Regions from separate parts of the Homo sapiens genome. Here region 1 is linked to region 2. Evidence: chromatin contacts called from ENCODE POLR2A ChIA-PET data. All regions are on one chromosome and are shown on one strand. The core of a region is the stretch at or near the end of the contact, and the rest is flanking DNA. Distances in the headings are between cores, read along the strand shown.

Region 1 (5,574 bases), core at 1,979-4,478, 1.0 Mb after region 2:
AGCAGTGGAGCCTTACTCTGCATCAGACATTCGTCTAATTTATGGGGATGCAAATACAGAAAAAAACCCCTATGCTCAAAAAGTTTAATGAAATGATGAAAACAACTGTGATCGATACTTACCAGGGTGTGAACAAGGTACCCTGGTATCACTGAGATGGGGCCTAAGTGCCTGGGGCAATCGGGGGACTTTGAGGAAGCTTATATCCTTAGAGGAAGATAAGTTTGTACAGAGGAAAAGAGGGCAGAATATAGCTAAGGGAGTAGCAAAGGCAAGAAGGAGGAAAAGCTGTTTTCAGAAACTTACAGATAATTTGGTTTGGCTAAATGTATAGGGGCCAGGGAAAAGGGTGGTAGGAGATACAGCTGGAAATTCAGGCTCAGACTAGGTTTACAAGAGCTTTGTTGTGCTAAGAATTTGACAGTATCTTTCAATGGGGCCCACTGAATGAGAGCAGAAAAGTGACATGATCAGCTATCTGGGTGAGAAAGCTAACCCTGGAGGACAGGAGAGCAGGCAAGGAAAATGAATGCTTGAACTAAGGCAGTTGAAATGGGGACATAGGGAAGGGTAGAATAGTTATTTTTTAAAAGATAAGATCAATAGGACTTGATTTTGATCCAAATACCAGTAAGACCTGGTGTCTGATTAGATGTAGTGTGTGGATGGAGAAGGAATATAGGATGAATCCCAGATTTTCAGGTTAGGCACTATCTATTACGTAAGCAACAATATATTTGGGGGACTTGATTGAGTAGGGAAAGTTAACAAATTCTGGCCAGGTAATAAGTATCAGAGTTTGGATGAAAACTCAAGCAATCTGACCTGTGGATTTGGCTGTAGATGATGGTCCCTTCTGGCCTCTGTCAGCTTTTTCTTTTTTTTTTTGAGACGGAGTTTCGCTCATGTTGCCCAGGCTGGAGTGCAATGGCAGGATCTCAGCTCACCGCAAGCTCCACCTCCCGGGTTCAAGCAATTCTCCTGCCTCAGCCTCCTGAGTAGCTGCGATTATAGGCATGCGCAACCATGCCTGGCTAATTTTTGTATATTTTTAGTAGAGACGGGGTTTCTCTATGTTGGTCAGGCTGGTCTCAAACTCCCGATCTCAGGTGATCCGCCTGCCTCAGCCTCCCAAAATACTGGGATTACAGGCGTGAGCCACCGCCCCCGACCGGCTGTCAGTTTTAAGATTACTTCTCTTCTGTCCTTATTCTTCCATCCTTACGCTTTTGCCCCTCCGTGGGAGTGTCTGCTCTTTTTATATTTTATTTCATTTATTTATTTATTTATTTGAAACAGAGTCTCACTCTGTTGCCCAGGCTGGAATGCAGTTGTGATCTCAGGTCACTGCAGCCTCCAACTCCCAGGTTCAAGCGATTCTCCTGCCTTAGCCTCTCCACTAGCTGGGACTACAGGTGCTTGCCACCACATCTGGCTGATTTTTCTATTTATAGTAGAGATGAGGTTTCACCATGTTGGCCAGGGTGCTCTCGAACTCCTGACTTCAGGTGATCTGCCTGCCTTGGCCTCCCAAAGTGCTGGAATTACAGGCGTGAGCCACCGTGCCTGCCTTTATTTTTTATTTTTATTTTTATTTTTTGAGACAGAGTCTCACTGTCATCCAGGCTAGAGTGCAGTGGCGCAATCTTGGCTCACTGCAAGCTCTGCCTCCCGGGTTCAAGCAGTTTTCTGCCTCTGCCTCCTGAGTGGCTGGGACTACAGGCGCACGCCACCAGACCCGTCTAATTTTTTGTATTTTAGTAGAGATGGGGGTTTCACCATGTTGGCCAGGATGGTGACCCCGTGATCCGCCCTGACCCCGTGATCCGCCCGCCTCGGCCTTCCAAAGTGCTGGGATTACAGGCGTGAACCACCGCGCCCGGCCCATGATCCTTTTAAACGACAAATCTCATACTACTTGCCTAGTTAGAATGTTTCTAACTTTTTAAACGACAAATCTCATACTACTTGCCTAGTTAGAATGTTTCTATCCTTTTAATTTCCTTTGTTATAGGCCTTTCAAGGACCTAATCTAAATTCTTTTCAAAGCCTGCATAATTCGTGTTGTATCACGATTTACTTAGGCAGGACTGAGTCTTTAATTTCTTTTTTTCTTTCTTTTTTTTTTTTTTTGAGATGGAGTCTCACCCTGTCGCCAGGCTAGAGTGCAGTGGCGTAATTTCGGCTCACTGCAACCTCCGCCTCCCGGGTTCAAGCAATTCTCTGCCTCTGCCTACCGAGTAGCTAGGACTACAGGCGTGCGCCACCAGGCCCAGCTAATTTTTTGTATTTTAGTAGAGACGGGGTTTCACCATGTTGGCCAGGATGGTCTAGATCTCCTGACCCCGTGATCCGCCCGCCTCGGCCTCCCAAAGTGCTGGGATTACAGGCGTGAGCCACTGCGCCCGGCCCATGATCTTTTTAAACTACAAATCTCATACTACTTGCCTAATTAGAATGTTTCTATCCTTTTAATTTCCTTTGTTATTGGCCTTTCAATGACCTAATCTAAATTATTTTCAAAGCCTGCATAATTCGTATTGTATCACGATTTACTTAGGCAGGACGGAGTCTTTAATTTCTTTCTTTTTTTTTTTTGAGATGGAGTCTCGCCCTGTCGCCAGGCTAGGCTAGAGTGCAGTGGCACAATCTCCGCTCACTGCAACCTCTGCCTCCCGGGCTCAAACAATTCTCCTGCCTCAGCCTCCCAAGTAGCTGGGACTACGGGTGCGCCACCACGCCCGGCTAATTTTTGTATTTTTAGTAAAGACGGGGTTTCACCATGTTGGCCAGGATGGTCTCGATCTCTTGACCTCGTGATCCGCCCACCTCGGCCTCCCAAAGTACTGGGATTAAGGTGTGAGCCACCGCGCCCCGCTTATTTTTTTTTTTTTTTTGCCGAGACTTTGATTTCAGTTTCTCAGCCCTCAACCAGCACTTCGCCTTGTACTTAGCATGCACTCAATAAATGGTTGCTTAAAATATGAATGAACTAAAGAATCGCGGAACAGAGAGAAACACAGAGGGGAATCGGTCTGGGAGTTTCAAAGTTCGGGAGGGGACACGGGGGCGGGCTGTGGCTGTCACGTGACGGGGCGGGGGCAAATCCCATGTGCTCGGCGGCGCAGATCGCCCGGCGCGGCTCCGCCCCCTGCGCCGGTCACGTGGGGGCGCCGGCTGCGCCTGCGGAGAAGCGGTGGCCGCCGAGCGGGATCTGTGCGGGGAGCCGGAAATGGTTGTGGACTACGTCTGTGCGGCTGCGTGGGGCTCGGCCGCGCGGACTGAAGGAGACTGAAGGTAAAGCCGCCATGTCCGGGCCCGACCCGGCCCCCCCACCCCCTCCCCCCGCATCCGCCGCCATCCGGGCCGGGACCGGCCACCCTGCGCCGCCGCCCCGGCGCCCTGGCCCCGCGGCCCGACCCAGGGCCCCGGCCCGCCAGGGTCCCGATCCCCGGCCCACGTGTGCCTGGCCCGGCCGGGCCTGGCTGCTGGGTGGGGGTGGGGAGCGCAGGGCCGGACTATGCGGGCCCCGCGGGCTGGTAGGGCGCCGGGTTCGTCGCCGCGAAATGCCACCTCGGCCTGACCCGAGGAGGCCCGGCAGCCCACGGGCGCAGGCACCACGGCTCCCGGCCCGCCGCCCCCTCCCCCCTTCGCGGCCAGGCCGCCGGGAAGTGACACGTTGTTCTTTGGCACTGGCCCGCGCTGCGCAGGGAGGGCGCAGGGGAGGGAGGCGGTGGCGGCGGGCAGGGAGGAGCCCCCGGCCCCGCCCGCCCTCCGGGCCGACCCTCACTTGCCTGAAACCGGCTCCTCGACGGCCGCCGCCCGCCTGGCCTTTTAGGGCCTGACTCCCGCCCTTCCTGGCCTACACTCCTGGGCGGCGGCAGGCCTAGCTTCTGGCCCAGTGCGGGTTCCCCGGCGGCAGGCGTATCCTGTGTGCCCCTGGGCCAGGCCCGAACCCGGTGTCCCCGGGTGGGGGGTGGGGACGCCACGGCCGAAGCAGCTAGCTCCGTTCGTGATCCGGGAGCCTGGTGCCAGCGAGACCTGGAATTTCCGGTCTGGTTGGTCTGGGGCCCCGCGGAGCCAGGTTGATACCCTCACCTCCCAACCCCAGGCCCTCGGATGCCCAGAACCTGTAGGCCGCACCGTGGACTTGTTCTTAATCGAGGGGGTGAGTGAGGGGTCTGTTTCAGTAGGTCAGGGGTTGGTTGGAAGTGATGCGGGTTTGACAGCATGTTGGTGGGGACAGGCTGTATCTTTTCTGCTTCACCCTCTTGGCATCTCTGGGACTCCGTATGGGACCCAGCCCTTGCATCAACCCTTTCACCGCCCCATTTGCCTTAAGCTTGGGTCCCTTCCTCTTCCTGAGCGCCACTCTTTCCCAACAGGTGCTGGGGGGACCCTGATGTGGCACCAAATGAAATGAACAAAGCTCCACAGTCCACAGGCCCCCCACCCGCCCCATCCCCCGGACTCCCACAGGTAATTAGGGAGGAATTAGCAGGGGTGGGGGTGGGGGAGACCAGGCAGTCTCCAGCCTCTGGATCTTCCTACCCCCATCTGTGTCAGGGCAAAGTGCAGCCGCCTGCTGCCAAATTGAGACAGGGCCCCTGGGCTGTCCCCGGGGGCTGTCACGGGGAGGGGGTATGTGGATTGTTAAGGCTCTTGCCGCAGATCTGCTCCCCTTATTTCACCAGCTTGGGTTTCTGCCCCACCTGGGCTTCCCCTCTTGCTGAACTCTGGTCTCCCCTCTTCAGCCAGCGTTTCCCCCGGGGCAGACAGCGCCGGTGGTGTTCAGTACGCCACAAGCGACACAAATGAACACGCCTTCTCAGCCCCGCCAGGTGAGGGGCTGTGGGGAGGGGAGTAGGGGACCTGGGTGGGAGCAGTGGAAAGCTTTGGCCAGTTTAGGTCTAGGATGGAAACTGGAGGCCCCATACCTGGCCTTAATCCTCTGTGTTCTTTCATGCGGCTCTGCGCCTTGCCCTGTTGATTACTCACGGTGGCTGGTCCCTTGGATAGTATGTTGTCAATGAGGGTGGCATTACTGGGATCCTAGTGCCTCTGAGAATTGGGGGCAGTGCTTTGGGCCCTGCTGCCAGCTCTTGCTTTCCTATTTGCTCCTTTTACCGGAGGCTGCTATTGCTCTATTGCTCTCTCTGCTTTCTCTTTGGACTGTGGTGAGGTAAACACTCCAGCTGGTCCTTGCCTTTCTCTGTTCCCCAGCTTCTTCCTTACTAAGTGGGAGGATTCTTGTCCTGTCTTATTGCCTTCATTCCCTCCCCCCGCCATCACCTTGGGGGTAATTCTCTTCTTTCCTATCCCCATGTGCTCTCAGGGAGGATTCAGGTCTCTGCAGGTAATATCCCTTTCCCAACCCTGGACAGTCTTCTGGTCTCATCCTTACCCTCCACCCTAGTCAGGGGCTAGACACAGGGAATGGGGATCTTCAGGGTAGTGACTTGTTTGGTGTCCAGGTTCTCAGTTGGAGGCCGAGTGATGCATGTTAGGGGCTACATCTTGAAGAACGCGCATCTGGGGACTGGGATGCTGTTGCATGTTATGGTTAGCTCCTCA
Region 2 (5,281 bases), core at 981-3,480:
AAAAAAAATCTATAGTTTCCAATAAACAACTGAAAAATTATCATGAGATGTGTATTTAAACTTTTTCATGAACATTGCTTATATAATCATTCCTTCTGTCTTAATGTACTACATGGTCTTAGCCCTGTTCCTATAGGATTATCATGTTCTCTGCATTATAGAGCCACCTAAGATGTACTTTTTGTTAAATGACTCATGCTGGAATATCTGGATGGGGAGATGTTCTTTCCTAATGTAGTCATGTGCCACAAAATGACGTTTCGGTTAACGATGGATCACATATATGATGATAGTCCCATGAAATTGTAATGGAACTGCCCTATACAGGTGTACCATTTTTTATCTTTTATTTCAGATTTTTACTGTACCTTTTGTATATTTAGATGTGTTTAGATACACAAATACTTTCCATTGTCTTACAATTGCCTGCAGTATTCAGTACAGCAACATGCTGTACAGGTTTCTAGCCCAGGAGCAATAGGCTCTACCATATATCTAGGTGTCTAGTAGGCTATTCCATCTAGGTTCTCGTATGTATAACCTGGGATGTTTGCACATCGATGTGGTCACCTAAAGATGCATTTATTGGCCAGGCGCCATGGCTCACGCCTGTAATCCCAGCACTTTGGGAGGCCGAGGCAAGTGGACCACCTGAGGTTAGGAGTTTGAGACCAGCCTGGCCAACATGGTGAAACCCCATCTCTACTAAAAATACAAAAATCAGCCAGGTGTGGTGGCACACACCAGTAATCCCAACTACTCGGGAGGCTGAGGCAGGAGAATTGCTTGAACCTGGGAAAGGGAGGTTGCAATGACCTGAGATTGTGCCACTGCTCTCCAACCTGGACGACAGAGCGAGACTGTCTCAAAAAAAAAAAAAATGCATTTCTCAGAACTTATCCTCATTGTTAAGCAATGCATGACTATAATCTGTTGAGAGAGGGATGAAATCACCTGTAGTTATAGCGCTTTAAGATACCATTTGAAAAGGTTACGTTTTCCTTTTCTTTGACACGGTTAGCTGTCTGAAATACAGTCAATTTTAACCCTAATCTCTTAATATCAGGAATGCCCTTACACCTACTTTGGAGTGTCTGGTGCTTCGATATAGTTGCATGTAATGTGCTCTCATCTGTTTTTACCTGATTCCTGCTCAGTTCTTCACATGGCATATTGTGTAACTCAATCTATATTTAAAACTTGTAAGCATCCGAATTATTTGTTTATGGTAGAACTTTTTACTTGCAAGTCGTGGTAGGAGTGTTTGTAGTTGGTACTAAAATGTGATGACTTGGAAGAATTAATTAATGACCTATATTTGGGGACTTTAATTGGATGCTATAGCTGCAATGAGAATAGAACCAGAGAACTCTTGATATGCAAGGTTATTCATTCTGTGATAATAATGAGAGGAATATTCGATGTCTCTTTGAGTCAGTTTTCCTTCCGATCACTTCCGCATTCTGCAGTGACACAATCCTTAATCATAGCTTTCATTACAATATTCCTTTACTCCAGACCTCAAAGACTCCTCACTGCCTCCAGCATCAAATCTAAACTCTTCTACCTGGTTTTCAACGCCCTACGTAAACTTTTCCTCCTTCATTCCCTATAGCTTGGTTTTTTTTTTTTTATCACTGCCACTATTATCTATCACAAATGTCAATCATGACCATACCTTGCTTAAGTTGGTTTCCCTTGCCAAGAGCACTGTTTTTCCTATACCTGTTGAAATTTTGGAAATCCAATTCTACCTCCTCTCTTCCCTTAAGCATCTCTTCCTTCCCTTCTCCCCAAATTTATATTTAGTCACATATATTATCGTACTACCTACTAATCATTCCATGTGTTTTTTTACGAGCTGTAAGTTCTGAAGGCAACCATGCCTTGTACAGTGTCCACTTAGGGTTCTGAATAATTAATCATCTCCCCAAAATCTGAAAGCCTTCTATATACCAAGCAAATTTGTTTAGTTATGCAGCAAAACTCAAATCTATAAAATCAAAAAGGAATAAGGAAATACAGATTAAACAGTTGCAGCAAAGACTGGTGATCTTAAGGTATTTAGTCAAAGCTGGTGGTAGAACAAAAACAGTAGTCTTACAGATTCTACCTCTTGATTAACTCAGTGGCTAATTTTGCCTTTTCTCAAAGTTCTTTTGCAAGAACATAAAGATATTTTTGTTTCTTTAGTTGAGTGCTGTAACTTTATTCCTTTGTGTTTCTCATAAGTATGATTTGGCAGTCTGCCATACGTTTTTTGTTTTTTTTCTTCCTCTTTGAGACAGGGTTTTGCTCTGTCACCCAGGCTGCAGTGCAGCTGTGTGATCACAGCTTAGCTCACTGCAGACTTAGCTTCCTGGGCTCAAGCAATCTTCTCACCTCAGTCTCCTGAGTAACTGAGACTACAGGTGCACCCCACCACATCCCGCTAAATGTTTTAATTTCTTGTGGAGATGGTGTCTTCACTATGTTGCTCAGGCTGGTCTTCAACTCCTGGGCTCGAGCAATCCTCCTACCTCAGCCTCCCAAAGTGTTGGAAAGTGTTGGGATTACAGACCTGAGCCACCACACCTGGCCTGTTATAAGTTAATACAATAATTCATCAACTAACTTAAAGAACACTAAGACTCTTACAAAAGTAGGTATGAGTTTTAGTAAAAGTCTCAAAAGATAAACTGTCACTTAAGGAAAACTAGAGAACATATCATTGCCAAATGGTGTTTTTCAGAGATTATACCATTCAACGCCCACATGCTGAATTGGGCCATTCATTATAACTCCAGGAACATGGCAATCAGTAAGAGCCCACATGTTTCTTTGAATACACCGTAAGTGAAAGAATATAAAGTAGTCTAGTTAATATTATGTTTAATCAAGGAGCACATTCCTAAAGATGTTTGTTCATTCATTCTACAGACATTTTTCAGAGGCCTGCTAAGAGTCAAGCATTATGATAGACGCCATGGATAAAAGCTTACAAGTCAACCAGCGTGGGTATAAATAATGTGACTAGCACTAGAACAGGTATCATGATGGGGATTCTGAGTATAAATATTTTTTTAAAATAAATTTCCCCGTGTTATTTTTGGCTTTTACCTCCCTAATTTAGGCTTTCTAAATGGCACAGCATTTCTGAGGATGCAAACACCTTTCTACAGAGCAAAAACAGCATTTGTATAAATTTGTGTCTTTGGGGAACCAAGAGACTTTAAATGTGTTTAAACCAATAATTCAGTCAATATCAACATTAGCTTACATGTAATATTCTCTTGATAGCCCAATTTTTTAAAACACTGTATTCTTAGAAGTTTGGTTTCTAAGATGTCACTTTAAGCTCTTTTGCTTGTTGCTTTTGTGGGATCCACAAATTTTGTTCTCAGGTACATAAATGAAGGTTAGTATAGAGGATAAATATTATGATTCTTATCTGGGAAAGACAGGTGCTGAGGTGTAAAAGAGAGGATCCTCGCCACCCATGCCCCGCACCCCCTCGCCCCCTGCACCCACGGATGTGCAGTCTTACCTGCGGGGGGAAAGGTCTCCGAGCCTGGCCTGCTGCTCCAGCTCAGGGTTCCCCCTTTCATGATGGCTTTCAAAGATTTCTTCACTCTGAAGTGAAAGAAATTTTGGTAAGATTTGATATTGTAGGGACCTCCTAATCTATATTTTTCTCTCTCCCAATTTCTGTGTTTGATTTTGGTTTTGAGTCTCTCGATAAGCAAAATATCCAGTTTCTCATGCCGCTTTCTCAGGTTTTCCCCAGCCACTCTGGATCCATTATGGTTTGCCCTTTTTGGCTTCCTTTAGGCACACTAAAAACTCCTTCCCAAAAGCAGGTATCGGCCGGGCGTGGTGGCAGGCGCCTGTAATCCCAGCTACTCTGGAGGCTGAGGCAGGAGAATTGCTCGAACCTGGGAGGCGGAGGTTGCAGTGAGCCAAGATCACACCATTGCACTCCAGCCTCAGCAACAGAGCGAGATGCCATATCCAAAAAAAAAAAAAAAAGCAGGTGTCCTTTCCCCTTAATCATGAAGGGCTATTCATACTTTACTGCCCCACCCCTATTGATTCATAAGAGGACAGTAAAGCGATCACTGCATTCAACATCTCCTTTTTTTTTTTCTTGTAAGAAATCAAGGTCTGGAAAAGTTGCACTCGCCCTGAGACCAGAAAGTGCTGGAGGCAGAGATGAAGTAAGCCCAGTGTAGGCTTTCACAGATGCGTGATAACAAGTCTAACTAAAGAAGTACCTGGGATACTAGTTTTGCCAATTCAGCTCTAAAACAATATGGCAATCTTATATTCCAAATATATATATATATATTTGTATTTATAGTAGAGATGGGGTTTCACCATGTTGGCTAGGCTGGTCTTGAACTCCTGACCTCAAATGATCCACTGACCTCAGCCTCCTAAAGTGGAGGAAACATATATATATGTTTTCCTTTTAAAATAGGATGTCAGTCCAATAAGAATCTAAATTTTAGTTCCCTCTAATATATATATCTGACTAGGGACCAGATAATATTTTTCATGTGTCAATATATAAAAGTTGGCCAGGTGCAGTGGCTCATGCCTGTAATCCCAGCACTTTAGGAGGCTGAGGTCAGTGGATCATTTGAGGTCAGGAGTTCAAGACCAGCCTAGCCAACATGGTGAAACCCCATCTCTACTAAAAATACAAAAATTAGCCGGGCATGGTGGCAGGCACCTGTAATCCAGCTATTTGGGAGGCTGAGGCAGGAGAATCACTTGAGCCTGGGAGGCAGAGGTTGCGGTGAGCTGAGATTGCACCACTGCACTCCAGTCTGGGCGACACAGTGAGACCCTGTCTCAAAAGAAAAAATATATATATATATATATTTTTTATTATATTGTTTATTAAACAAATAAAAATAAAAGATATCTCATCAGTTACGATGTAAATGAAAAAATTGTGTGTGTGTGTGTGTGTGTGTGTTATGATGTACTTCTTGTGAGTTGTGGTCAGGCTTTGAAAGCCACTATGTATGTGTGTGTGTGTGTACATAAAAGTAAGTATCAGTCCCAGGATTCAAATTCGAACCAGTCCCAGTCAAATTCAATCTAATTATTTTCACCACACTACCAAAAGTCTTTCTTCACATTTTCTATATAAAGTTGAACTAATTAATACAGCAGTGAATGTTACATTGTATCCTTTTGCAGTTTCTCATCTATGACATTACTATGCCTGAATTCCCCACTGGACTTTGAACTCAGTCTTACTCATCTTTGGATCCCCAGCGTGTAATACAGG

What was found. ChIA-PET counts read pairs that join two places held with the same protein, here RNA polymerase II (POLR2A).
Region 1: POLR2A ChIA-PET joins it to region 2 with 13 read pairs in H1. The contact joins the promoter of EIF4G1 here to the enhancer-like site in region 2. POLR2A ChIA-PET finds 5 or more read pairs at or near these places in 2 of 52 experiments (H1 and PC-9).

The regions. Positions count from the first base shown.
Region 1 is chr3:184,311,378-184,316,951 of GRCh38, forward strand. It overlaps EIF4G1 (eukaryotic translation initiation factor 4 gamma 1), which reads left to right and starts at 3,229. Exons shown (of 33, transcript NM_198241.3): 1 at 3,229-3,297; 2 at 4,112-4,168; 3 at 4,386-4,479; 4 at 4,755-4,841. The coding sequence starts at 4,420. RefSeq lists enhancers at 2,652-3,152, 3,877-4,498 and silencers at 2,980-3,309, 3,330-4,039.
Region 2 is chr3:183,273,346-183,278,626 of GRCh38, forward strand. MCF2L2 (MCF.2 cell line derived transforming sequence-like 2) reads right to left here. Exons shown (of 30, transcript NM_015078.4): 15 at 3,527-3,612. It overlaps B3GNT5 (UDP-GlcNAc:betaGal beta-1,3-N-acetylglucosaminyltransferase 5), which reads left to right. Exons shown (of 2, transcript NM_032047.5): 2 at 1-40. Among named protein-coding and RNA genes, the nearest start is that of B3GNT5, 23 kb to the left of the region's middle. Within about 2 kb of position 2,231, at least 8 of the 41 ENCODE cell types and tissues checked have a DNase peak (open chromatin) inside an H3K27ac peak, as active enhancers do; they include PC-9, where a contact is called at or near this core.